Regions from separate parts of the Homo sapiens genome. Here region 1 is linked to region 2. The links are chromatin contacts, found by Hi-C or POLR2A ChIA-PET in ENCODE. All regions are on one chromosome and are shown on one strand. Each heading gives the region's core, a stretch centred on a gene start or an enhancer-like site at or near the end of the contact. The rest is flanking DNA. Distances are from core to core; before and after follow the strand shown.

Evidence for each region. Hi-C counts contacts between places; a loop is a spot of excess contacts on that map. ChIA-PET counts read pairs that join two places held with the same protein, here RNA polymerase II (POLR2A). Pooled maps may share reads with other maps.
Region 1: a map of heart left ventricle shows a loop between it and region 2 (1.8-fold over the local background). The contact joins two enhancer-like sites. A Hi-C loop is called at or near these places in 4 of 168 maps with a recorded cell type or tissue (PC-9, Right ventricle myocardium inferior, endothelial cell of umbilical vein and 1 more) and 6 of 50 pooled maps. POLR2A ChIA-PET finds 5 or more read pairs at or near these places in 1 of 52 experiments (K562).

What each region holds. Positions count from the first base shown.
Region 1 is chr6:125,359,762-125,365,929 of GRCh38, forward strand. No RefSeq gene overlaps it. Among named protein-coding and RNA genes, the nearest start is that of HDDC2, 61 kb to the left of the region's middle. Within about 2 kb of position 3,915, at least 16 of the 41 ENCODE cell types and tissues checked have a DNase peak (open chromatin) inside an H3K27ac peak, as active enhancers do.
Region 2 is chr6:125,580,970-125,587,446 of GRCh38, forward strand. The region is part of intron 4 of HEY2-AS1 (HEY2 antisense RNA 1); the gene reads right to left. Among named protein-coding and RNA genes, the nearest start is that of LINC02523, 90 kb to the right of the region's middle. Within about 2 kb of position 3,787, at least 6 of the 41 ENCODE cell types and tissues checked have a DNase peak (open chromatin) inside an H3K27ac peak, as active enhancers do.

The sequences.
Region 1 (6,168 bases), core at 2,665-5,164, 220 kb before region 2:
GGAGAACAGGAGGGGGAGAAAAAGAAGAAGATAAAAAATAAAAAGAAGAAGAATCAATTTATCATATCTCTCTCCTTGCTTCCTTATGGTACACACCCCTATCTCCTATTCTAGCAGTACCAGGTTGTACATTTACATCTTTTGGGACAACTGAGATATCAACTATGCTCACCATCTGGTTTGTTACTCCAGAACACTAGTAAGTGGGATGTATGTCAGGTTTTCTCTGTACCAGTTGTAATCAGTACATGTGGTAACCGCACTGAGATATTCTGACTCGAGGAGATACTTCACAGCTGGTAAACTGATAAGCTAGTCAAATTTAATAATTCTAATTTCTGTTTTTCCACATACTTATAATTTTCCCCAGTAAGTATTATGTTGATCTTGTGTTATTAATAAAAATTATAGGGTGTTTTGATCATTTTTGTGACTGCTGGGACAGTTCTTAATCTTCCATGCTTTTTAAAGAATTTTGATAAAGCAAAGCACTACTAATTTTCAGACAGCTACATCTGCTTAGCTTATATAATTAGGTTTTTATAAGTTTCTTTCAAATTTTGTCTGTGCCTCCCAGTAAATTGTTTGAAAACTCACTGGTTAAAAATGACAATTTCTCACCATTAGTTCACACATTTTGAATGTTTGTGTATCCTGGAGTGGTCTTACCACTTTTAAATCAGCTTTTCCTAAGTCAATTAGCTTTAAAAAATTATAAACTTATTTATGTCTACTGATGTTTACCTGCTTAGCACTAGTCTAAATTGTTCTTCAAATGTATTTTTATATTCTTTTTATTTTTTATTCAAGAAAGAAAAAAATAAAACCTCTAAGAGGAATGAAGCCCTATTTTTATTGTAGTTTTTGATGGATATTACTGAAAAGAACATACAAATCGTAATTGTTTTCCTAACGTGGGAAAGCAAAACCTAGAAAAGTACCACCTTAATCTGCAATTAAATGAACTATAGTGTATTCATTCAATACAATTTCATTTTATCATTTCTTTAATGACAGCAAATTTGTTATGTATAAGTTTACAAAGTTGTTCTCATATTTTAAAAGCATGAAAGCAAGTTTCAGAGAAGTATGGGTAGCATGATTCTATTTGCATGCAAATGGTATAGACATATATATCTTTGCTTATGCAGAAGAACTCTTTGGAGGTACCCGCACCTGTTAACAGCAGCAATCCTGGGGCATAAAATGAAGATATTTTCTATAATGCTCTGACATTTGATTTTACTGAAATTGGATTTTTTTCTAATAAAAGCTTCAAACAAAATTCCATGTTTCCAAAGAACAGGGGTATCTCCTTAAATTTTAGCATATCTGTTTAGTTCACCTATCTCTTCATACACTTTTGGTAATGCTCATCAATGGATGGGGCCTGTACTGTGGCTGAATGTGATTAGGTCTTTTTACAGAAAGCTTTATTATTACTTACTGCTCCAGTAAAATTAAAATAACCAAGTGTCCATTCTAATATTTTTCAAAGACTCCACTCTACTTAATTTCTCTTATCTCTTCCCACACCCAAGGCCATGCCTTCATCTCTAGCAGTGCAAACCTACCTGATATGCCCTCAGAGCATATTTCTCTATTTGTTTTAGTCAAACCACTCATTCCTCTTCTGCAAAGCCTTACTTACAGCTCCCCTCTCTATGCAGCATTCCCATCGCCTTTGACCCTGAGACCACGGTTATCACTGTGACCACTGCGCAATACTGCTTCTTCCTCTCTCCTTCACATATCACTCAAGTTTGACCTTCTAGCCCAGAAAGCACACAGACAGCCTAACCTCAGAAATACTACTATTTAGTTCCACATGGGTTTGCAGAGCTTTCTGGTTACAACACATTTTGAAGAGAGACCTTTAGATTTTGTCTTATCTCAAAGTTCAGGTAAGCAAATTAAGCTCAAAAAATCATTTCTGGGAGAACATCAATCTTTGGAAATTTTTTTCAGCCATTTCATATTGAGGCATTCGTGTTTTTTACTTTGCTTGTATTAAATAAAATCTAATCGCTGAAGAGGTTTTTCAGTATTCTTAAATGGTTCTACTTTGAGATTTAAATGTTTTTGCTTATAGACCATACCATAAACCCTTGTTACTTGTGTTTGGTTGGTTCATTTGTCTTCTGCCTAGCACCACTAAGCCCAGTATTCCAATATTAGCTGATCTCCTTAGTCCTTCCATGGCTACGGACTACGCAAATGCATGCCCTTGGTCAAAAGTAGGTGTGGCAGGAAGAAAGCCAAGGAAAACACTGAGAGGAGCTGGGGAACAGATGTGATTATTACTTTGACACTTTAAAATGTGCCCTAGTTTGCTTTAAGTACCTCATTCATAAACAAATAGTTTCAAACATTATTGGGCATTTCATGGGCACTTTATGAGTATTTTCAAGGCTGCATCAATTAAGCAAGCAGCTAATCATTTCATCCACCTTTTTCAGGGTATGTCAGAGGAGATGTGGACAGATAAGATATATGGACAAATTATTAACTATGTGAAATAATTTCCCTAGAAATACCTAACTCATGTAAGCAAGTGTTAGGTATTTCTAGGGAAGAAATGTAACTTTTTCTCTGAGAGACTGGGAATATATTCATAGTTAAAGGGACACTTGGCCTGGACTTCGAAGGATGGATACAATTTCAATAGACAGGTGAAAAGTGTCTTATGAATCACATGGCACAAAGGCAGAAAAATGATGAGGCATTTTCAGGGAATTTTTGGTAGTTATTTTGACTGAAGCAAGAAGTTTGAATAGCGAAAAGGCAAGTAAAGTTGGTCAATAAAGATGTTGCAGAACCTTCAATGTCAGACGAAGGAGGTGCACATCTTGCTATAGAGAATAGAAAATCATGCCATATCATTGAGATGATCAGCTTATGACAAGATGGCAGCAACATGTCCCCTGGACTGGAGGGCAGGAGGCCTTGGGGACCCAGAGAAAACAGACTTCTCCGTTGCAACTGTATGTGAGGGGAAGAAAGATCGTTGCCTGAGCTAGGACAGTGTCCATGAAAACACAAAGGAAAAGACCACTGTGAAAAATGGTGTGAAGAAGTAACGGAAGGGATTTCATAGCAGGTAGGATGTGCCAGGCAGGGTAGAGAGCAAAGGCAAGAGGACCTCAGATCTGCAAATCCGGATGACTATGGTAATATTTTTGTTAGTAAGTTGAGCGGAGAAATCAGCGAGAGGAGAGAAAATACCCAGTTCAGTTTTTGACATGTGTTATTTTAAGTGATCGGAAGAGGAAATTTCGGCAGGCATTTAGAAATGCGTTTGCCTAATGTAATTTAAGCGTCCATTTTTTACAAAGTTAATTAAATTTCCTTCACTCGGGGTCCTTCCCTCCCGGGAAAAGTGAGCATGAGTCACACTGAGAAGCTCCTGCCTGGAGGAAACTGCAGATTCCATTGCTGTGAGGCCAATTGTTTCCGTGCAAAGTGACAAACGAGGTAACATGAACCTTCCAAAGCCAACTGGGTTGTCTTTGTCTTTCCGTGCCAGGTAAGAAGAAGAGGACAAGCCCTGCCCAGTCCCAAGAAGTGTTAACAGGCGCTGGAGCTTTATCTGCGGCTGCACTCGCTTCTCCCTCCTGCAGACATTCTTGCTGCTTTCCGGTCCCACGGGACGGCTCCCAGGCTCCCGCCTCACGGCAAGAAAAATAAAGGCCTCCCCGCACAGCCAGCCAGCTTCGTTCATTCACGTCACCGACAAACACTCCTAGCAGGCGTTGTTAAACGTTCAGGGAGCGCCCGGGACCTAGCCGAGGCCCCCTCCTGGCTGTGCCGCGGGGGGATGCGCAGCCCCTCGCACCGACTGCGGGAAGGAGAGTGTGGGTGGCCGGCGCGCCCGGTCCAGCTGCCGGCCTCTCGGGAGAACAATGCGTCTGTCACACAGTGACTGATAGGGCAGCGAGCGCTGAAAGGGAGGCGCACGTCTGTCCTGTCTTCCCACCAGGCTGGCTTGTGCACCTCCCACTGCTCTTAGGCAAAGAGCCAGCAACAGGGCCCCTGGACGATTCTTGCAAAGACGTACGCAGTCAAGGCGTAGGAACAGCCAGGGCTGACTTTTGCTGCTGACTACACCCAGGGGGTGGGGATGCCCAGGCAGAAATGCAGCCACCGCCTTCACGCAACTCCAGGCCTTGGGTCCTGCCCTCCTCCAGCCGCCCACAGCCCCTCTTTCAGGAGAGGCTGGAGGGCATGAGGACTGATAAACTCGCCTGCCATTGTCTCCAAGGGCGACCCTGCAGGAGGTCAGGCTGCCTGATTATCGCTCAGGAATCCTGCTGTCGGCTATTCCTGGCTCTGACCCTCACCTGCTCTCTAACCTCAGGCAGTCCCCTTTGACTGCCCTTATGCTCAATTTCCCCTTTTCGTCAATACTCAGATGCCCTCTGCGACATAAACCAGGGGCCATTTGGCAAAATATCAGTGACTCCCACCCCTGGGAGAAGGCTAGTGTTTTGAACGATTCATTTTAAAGAACAAAATCCTGTTAATTACTTTTCAACGTGAATATAAGCATACACACAATATACATATTCGTATATATTTTCATAGGATTCTTTCACATACACATATATTTACTACTAATAAGTAAACTATAAACGTTCCTTCAGGAGCTAGTAAAATAAACAAGACATATATAATAATTCAATTGATCATTGGCAGTTCATTTAAGATTATTTATCCTTTTAAGCACAGTCCTACTGTAATCTGGTTGCCAGACCCCTCAGGTGCACTGTAATTCTCCTGAACCCAAGTCAGTCTCAAAAATCCTTGTTACTGGGGTGGTGATTAGATTCCACAGAACATACAAGAAAACCTTCATCAAATTTTCAAAATTAGGTTAGGGACAGAACGTATGAACGAAATGGTTCCCAGGAGTCTGAATTTCCAATTCAGTATTCTATTCGTATCACATGGCTTATTCAGGATCTGATTCTTCAGCTAGGTTATAATTTTCTAGAAGGCAAGACTATGCTGTACATCTTATTCTCAACACAGAGAACTGTGCCTTGCATACAGCTGGTGCTGAATAATGGCTGCTACTGAACAAGTTGATTTCTCTAAAATCCCTGGAAAGAAAATGAGATGAGCAAAGAGAAATATGGCTTCATTTAGTGCTACAAAAGGAAAAATAAACTCCACTACTCTACAAAATACAAGTGAGACCTAAAAAAGAGGTAGGTGACAACTATACATGGATAACAACTAGAAACTTTGGTTATACTGGCACTTGCTGTAATTCTGAGAGACATTTCCATGGCCAGAAAAGAGCCTATGAGGTCAGTTTTAAGAGAAGAGTAATAGATGATGGCTTAGGAAAGTTTTTCTGGAAAAAAAAGAAGAGAACTTCTGGCTTGATTTTGCAATACTATTATTATAAGTAGGTCGCAGATAAAAAACTGTCTGTGTCCAGACTATTCAGAAATCAAACTGTTGCCAGAAGAAACTAAAGAAATGCTGCAAAATGTAAATCGGATGAGTGAGACTTTTGATTGTTTTAGTCAGAAAAATATAACTGTGGAGGAGACATGTATTAGAATAGGTCACGTGGGTGAAGCTGGTGGACATTATGCTAAGTGAAATAAGCCAGGCACAGAAGACAAATACTGCATGATCTCACTCATATGTGGAATCTAAAAACATTAAACTCGCAGAGACAGAGAGTACAATGGTGGCTGCCAGGGACAGGGGAGGGCGAAATAGCGTTATGTTGGCTGAAGTTTAAATACAAAAGATTTAAGGAAAAAAAAAAAGGCTAGAAAAGATGCTTTGGTGAAAAAAAAAGGCTAGAAAAGATTCTTTGGCAAAAAAAAAAAAGTTTTTAGAATGGAGAGTGCAAACCTATCAAATTTCAGTGGACGCGAAAGAAACAAATATCTTAGTGTAAGGTAAATAGTCCCACCTGGTAAGGAACGACAGAGTCAGTAGAGAGAACCAGACAATCAAGAAGGGGATAAAAGGACAACCACATTGAAGTTCTTTAGGATGACCACTGAAGATGAAAGGGAAGAAAGGGACCAAAGGTAAAAGACATTCAAAGGAGCACGGTGTAACCACTGCATTCTCCTCAGATGCGTCTTCTGAAGACGGTTATTTGAAAAGGACTCCCCATGTACAACTTTAATATGGTTTAGC
Region 2 (6,477 bases), core at 2,537-5,036:
GCTTTTGTGTGTAAGCATGTTTAAAAATTTTCCATATACTATGGTTTTCGCTTTGCTTTGTTTGCTTAAGGTATAGAATTTGATATGTGTTACAAGTTGCATAATTTATATGTTACATGTTAAATGTATTTGTTCTGGTGATATACATGCATTTGTTCTTTGGCAATATCAAAGAACAATGCTTTTCCTAGGAGGCATGCCTGACATGTGATATATCTCTAACAATTGGTATAAAATAATATTTTGCACTCATCCAGGGTTTGTTATGTGCTAGGTAGAAGCTGTTTTAGCACTCTATATACCATGATTTATTTAATCCTCAAATCATTTGTGAGAAAGATGCTCTTATTATCACCGTTTTATAGATGAAGAAGTATACATGGGGAGGTTAAGAAACTTGCCCTGAGTCACACAGCTAGTGTCAGACACAGAATCAGAACCCAGACAATCTGGCTCCACAGCCTACATCTTGACCATTATCCCTAGTTATCTGAGTTTGACCAAGTCCCAGGAGAATTGGTGGACCCAGCTTGAGAGGCTCAGCTGGACCGAGATGCTGGAAGACCAGAGCTCCAGGTAATATCAACGTGGGTTAAAATGCCAAACATATTTTGGCTTAGAAAATTGAGGTTCCTGGCAGGAAACACTGAAACACTGGCTTCTCATTCAACTTCACTAACCATTCCAAACTGTGAAAAATATCTAATTAGACATAAAATCTCATTTCCCATGTACTTTTATAAATTCATATTCAATTACACCTGGATTAATGTGATTTTGAGGACAGGTGTGGAGACTTAAATGGAAAACATGAAGCCTAATTTTTTATCCAGAAACACTGGCTTCTCATCCAACCAGCTCCAGCTGGTTGATATTTGCAGTAGGTTTGCAGTAGGTGACTTATGGTACACACTGATCATGTCTCAGAGCACCTCATGGATGACTCCTGATAAACTGGCACTAGGGTTTATATATTTGGTCTCCCTAACAGCAAGTCACAGTTGCTTATCTTTCAGTTACATTCCTAATATGTTCATAAATTCCAGCCTTTGTTATCCATGACTGTACTGCGCTCTAACCAGGCTCACTTCTCTCCTTACTAACAATGCATTCCAGCAATGGGTCCAAATCCTGTTTCCACAACTTATCACCTGTATGACTTTGAACAAGTGCTCTTACCTCCTAGAGGCTTAGTAGTCACATCTATAGCCTAAAAGTAATGCTTACTGATGGAAATATGATGGTTTAAGGTAACAAATGTAAACCATACCGCCGGTTCCCTTTCCCTCTAATGTGCAACATTTCAACTCTATTAATTTCTATTTCTGAACTGGATTCACTTCTTGCCATATCAACATGTTGGAAACACATTGAAAACAGGTATTTAACATTACTTTCAATGCTTTTTCTTAAGGTTGAGTATTCATATTTTTTTCTGAGTATTCATATTTTTTGAGGTTCATCGCTTTTTAGCAAAGACACTTCCATGAGGGCACTAGAATCTCTCTTGTATAAACTGATTTTTTAAATTGGGTAAAATACATATAACATGAAATTTACCATCTTGATCTTTTTAAGTGTACAGTTCAGTAGTGTTAAATACATTTACATTATTTTGCACCCAATCTCCAGGACTCTTTTATCTTGCAAAACTAAAACTGTATACCCATTAAACAATGACTTCCTATTCCCCCTTCTCCCCCAGTTCCTGGCAACTACCATTCTCCTTTCTGTCTCTGCGAATTTGACCACTCTAGGGGCCTCATATTGGTGGAATCATACAGTATTTGTCCTTTTGTGACTAGCTGATTGCATTTATCATAATGTCCTCAAAGTTCATCCGTGTTGTAGCATGTGTAGGAATTTCCTTCCTTTTCAAAGCTGGATAATATTCCATTGTATGCATATACCATATTTTGTTTATCCATTCATCTGTCCATGGATACTTGTTAGCTATTATGAATAATGCTGTTATGAACATGGTTGTAAAAATAGCTTCCAGACCCCACTTTTAATTATTTTTGGTACCTACCCAGAAGTGGAATTACTGGTAATTCCCTTTTTAATTTTTTGAGAAACTACCATACTGTTTTCCATAGCCATTACACGTTTTTACATGCCCATCAACAGTGTACAAGGGTTGCAGTTTCTCCACATCCTAACACTTGTTATTTTCTGTTTTTTGATAACCATCCTAATGGGTGTGAAGTGATATCTCATTGTGTTCTGATTTGCATTTCTCTAATGATTAATGATGTTAAGCATATTTTTATATGTTTATTTGTATATCTTCTCTGGGAACATGTCTTTTCAAGTCATTTACCACTTTTTAATTCAGTTGCTAGCTTTGTTGCTGAGTTGTAGGAATTCTTTATATATTTTGGATATTAACTCCTTATCAGAGATATATATATGATTTGCAAATTTTCTCCCATTCTGTGGGTTGCCTTTTCACACAGTTGATTGTGTCTTTTTTTTTTCCTTTTTTTTTTTTTTTTGAGACGGAGTCTCGCTCTGTCGCCCAGGCTGGAGTGCAATGGTGCAATCTCTGCTTACTGCAACCTCCGCCTCCCATGTTCAAGCCATTCTCCTGCCTCAGCCTTCCGAGTAGCTGGAATTACAGGTGCCCACAACTGCGCCCAGATAATTTTTGTATTTTTAGTAGAGACAGGGTTTCGCCATGTTGGCCACGCTGGTTTCGAACTCCTTGACCTCAGGTGATCTGCCCACCTTGGCCTCCCAAAGTGTTGGGATTATAGGCGTGAGCCACTGCGCCCAGCTCCTTTTTTTATTTTTAGTTGACGGATAGTGTTTATACACATTTATGTGATTTGTGTCTTTTGATGCACAGAAGTTTTAAATTTTGAGGTAGTTCAATTTATTTTTTTCCTTCAGTGTGCTTTTAGTGTCATATCCATGTAAAAATTTATATTTTATATATGGGGCTAATAAAACAAGAATCATCAAAAAATTAAATCTAAAAATTGGTAACCTATTCTTACTTCCCCTTTTAATGACTCAGTGAATTTCATCTGACCTGGACTGTGAACCTCAAGAGTGCTGGGAGACTGCAAACGTTCTCATGCAACCAGTGAAATGTTGATGGGATGTCAAAACTATGTGACTCTAGGGGCTGTGCTCAGTATAACTTTAGGATTTACCATGTTGGTCTCAGTGACCAAAGAGAGGATATGACAGTGAGGTTGCTTCACTCACTTTGGCCAACCATGTTTGTTGACCAAAGGAAAAAAAGATTATTCCACTTAATAAAATGGATGGCATCCATGTCTGGAGCAGGACCACATCCCAGGCACTTTTCACATGTTCTCTCACCACTAACCTGTGAGGACATATTGCTAAGCTCATTTCCTAGATGAGGAAACTGAGGTTCAAAAAATGAGTCACTTTTTCTAGTTCAGATAGCAAATGGTGAGCTGTGAATTCAATACAAATCTGGATGGTTCACAACTTGCACTTAGAACATTTGTCTTGGCACACACCCTCTGAGGAAAAGGACTGAACAGCACTTTCAAGGACATAGAGAAGACCCAAGTGAGGGTGATAGTGTTTCATGAAGCCATTCCTACCTCTAGACAGACTGTCTGGGCATCCAGAGCCTCCGCCTCAAACATGCCCAAGGGAGTTCTGCAGAACTGCGAGTAAATAAACAGAGCAAACCCTGTTGCAGGAACACCACTGAGCTATTCGGCATAAAATTCGTGTCCCTTTGTTTACTCAGCAGCTTATGCATGGAAGCCAGAGGGCACTGAGATGCCGGGATCTTGTTCTCCAAGTGCCTGCAGCTCAGGCCTGCCTGCTGTCACAGCGGGACAGGCAGCCTGTGTGGAGGGTCACATGTCAGTGAGTAATCACTAAGAAAAGCAACTCTCTGAAGGGCTGATCAACATGTCAGGGTCAGGACGCGCCACACAGATGTGTAAATGTCTTTGTGTGTGTGTTCGCATTTTAAGTACCTATTAAGATCTGTCAAACATGATCAAGCATCTTTAATTAAGTGCCTGGGCCAGTTCATATGTACACACATGCAACTGTTCGTTTCTACCCACTTGTAACTTGATAAACATTTTCTGTGGAATTTTATGTTCACTTATTTACCTAAGCAAGTAAATAAAATACATATTGAAGGTATTTTTTTCCTCTGGTCTACTGTAGGTATTCCAAGAAATATTTTTCTATTTCATGTACATAAAACTTTCTCTCCAACTACTCATGCAGCCAAATTCAAATTCAGAATCTAGAGATGGGCGAACTGTCACTAAATTGTCAAATATCTCTTTTGTTTTAAATACTTTGGCTAGTGGTTGAAACAATGCGATATATCTAGCACGACTTCTCTTAATTTTTAATCCAATGTGTATTTCAAGGGGAATTTAATCCATCTGGTTCTCATTCACTTACTCTTAACTCATCAAAGTGGTACTTTGCAACTGATGTTTGATGTCCAAAATGGCTTATGGGTTTTTAAGTCTTTATAGAGATCTTCCCTGCCTGCCCATTTGTCCTCTCCACAACACCAGTGATAATGAAGAAGTTATATTTTGTTTACCTGACATAGTTTCAAATGACCAGAAAGGTACGCTTGACCAAATGTCAAAGCTCTCAGCCCTATGAGGTCACGATTTTGGAGTGTGATAAAGTGCAATGACCTGGGTGGCACGTTGCTGGAGGCTGCACATGTTGCTCATGGGCAGAGGCCATGTACTCTGTGCTGTACCTTGGCTTGAGGTCCATGCCCACAATGGATGTCCCTAGGCACCGGGACCTGTGATCTGAAACTTCTTTCATGTAGCACTCCACACATATGATGCCACAACCTCTTCCACCCCTGTAGCACACACACACACAAAGCATTCTCATCACATGTGTTGTCTATGATCACTTCAAAACAAGTTTTTAACTCAAGAAAGCCCTGTTGTATCAGGAGAAAAACACATTCAGCTGCTCCTGCTGTTCAAATTCTACCAATAAGAAACTTTCTGCCGTCTTCTCAGGCCTTGGTACTTCCCCAGGTCTCTCGAAGAATGACCACAAAATGCTTAAATATCTCTCAGAAGAAGAAAACGCAGTCTACCATTTCAAAAACAGTTGCAGGATTTGGGCACCAGAAGTAGTCTTTCAGATCATGTAGTCTTTAAAATGTTAACTCTCCAGGTATCTGAATAGGAAATTGTTCATCACATTTCTGTATTTTGTTCTTTCTTTTAAATGTTTAGTGATGTGTAGTCATGACCTTAGCCAGCTTCTCCACTCATTAGTCACTCAATAAACATTTAGTGAGCACCTACATTGAGTCAGACACTGCTAGGCCCTGAGGTTTTCAGAACGCAATCCTGTCCTGATAAGAGCCACTCATGGATCGCCTGCCCATTGAAAGCTGGCAGCCCAGAGACCCCTGTCCTGATGATGCTGTGCCCTTCTGAACCAGTCTCAGGTATACACACGTGGGTCCTGAGCAGATAGAGCTAAAGGGCTGCCTGCTCACCAGTCACAAGAAAAACAGTCTCCTGAGCTTCAAATTATTCTTTGTTTTGGCAGAACAGAAAGGTGGAATATATTTTCTCATCCATCACAGGATCACGACCAACACTCCTATAACAAAAGACAGGTAAACAAGAAAAAAGCATAATGCATTTATTTAATAAAAGTTTTACATGACATGAGAGCCTTCAGAAGAGAAGATGCGAAGACCTAGAGGAAATTGTTTTTATGCTTCAGTTCAATAAAGAAGGGACAGTCTTGTAGAAATGTGATTGGACCAAAAAGGTATGATCTAAGGATAATAGAATGAAGGGAGGAAACCAACAAGGCCTGTCTCTTCAGGTAATTCCTGGCCTCTCTGTGCAGCATTCCTTCCTCCTGGGTATGGAGCAGGACCCTGCTGGAACCAGGCTCTTAATGACCTGATAGGTCAGAGAGTTTCTTTATGGCCAGCTCTAACACAGAAAGGTGGGGAGAAGTTAGGGTAATATGTCTAGGTTTTATGGCTGGTTTTGGGGAGAGGGGTTATAGTTTCTGTGACCCACCTTGGAGGAAAAAAAAATCTGGTTTCTACTACTCACTTTGGGGGAGAAAAAGGGGTGAGAGACAGAAGGGCAGGAGATCACAGAGAACTTCCTTCTGAAACCCCTCCAATTTCCTTCAGTTCAAAATATTCGCCATATCAAGGCGTCATACTTTGTAATATTGTGTTCTGAGCTCCAACAGTTTCCAATATCAAAGACCAAATGTATGAACATTTATATAAACTCCAGTACTCCACATATGACAGCGCAACATTTCATCTCAACCCTCAGCACATTGAGGTGCTCAGTTTCATCTCAACCCTCAGCACATACTGGTGCTTTTCTGTCTTAAAGGGAAGATGGAAGGAGCTCATAGAAGTAAGAAGGTAGTAATTCATGCTGGGTGCAGTGGCTCATGCCTGTAATCCCAGCTACTCGGGAGGCTGAGGCAGGA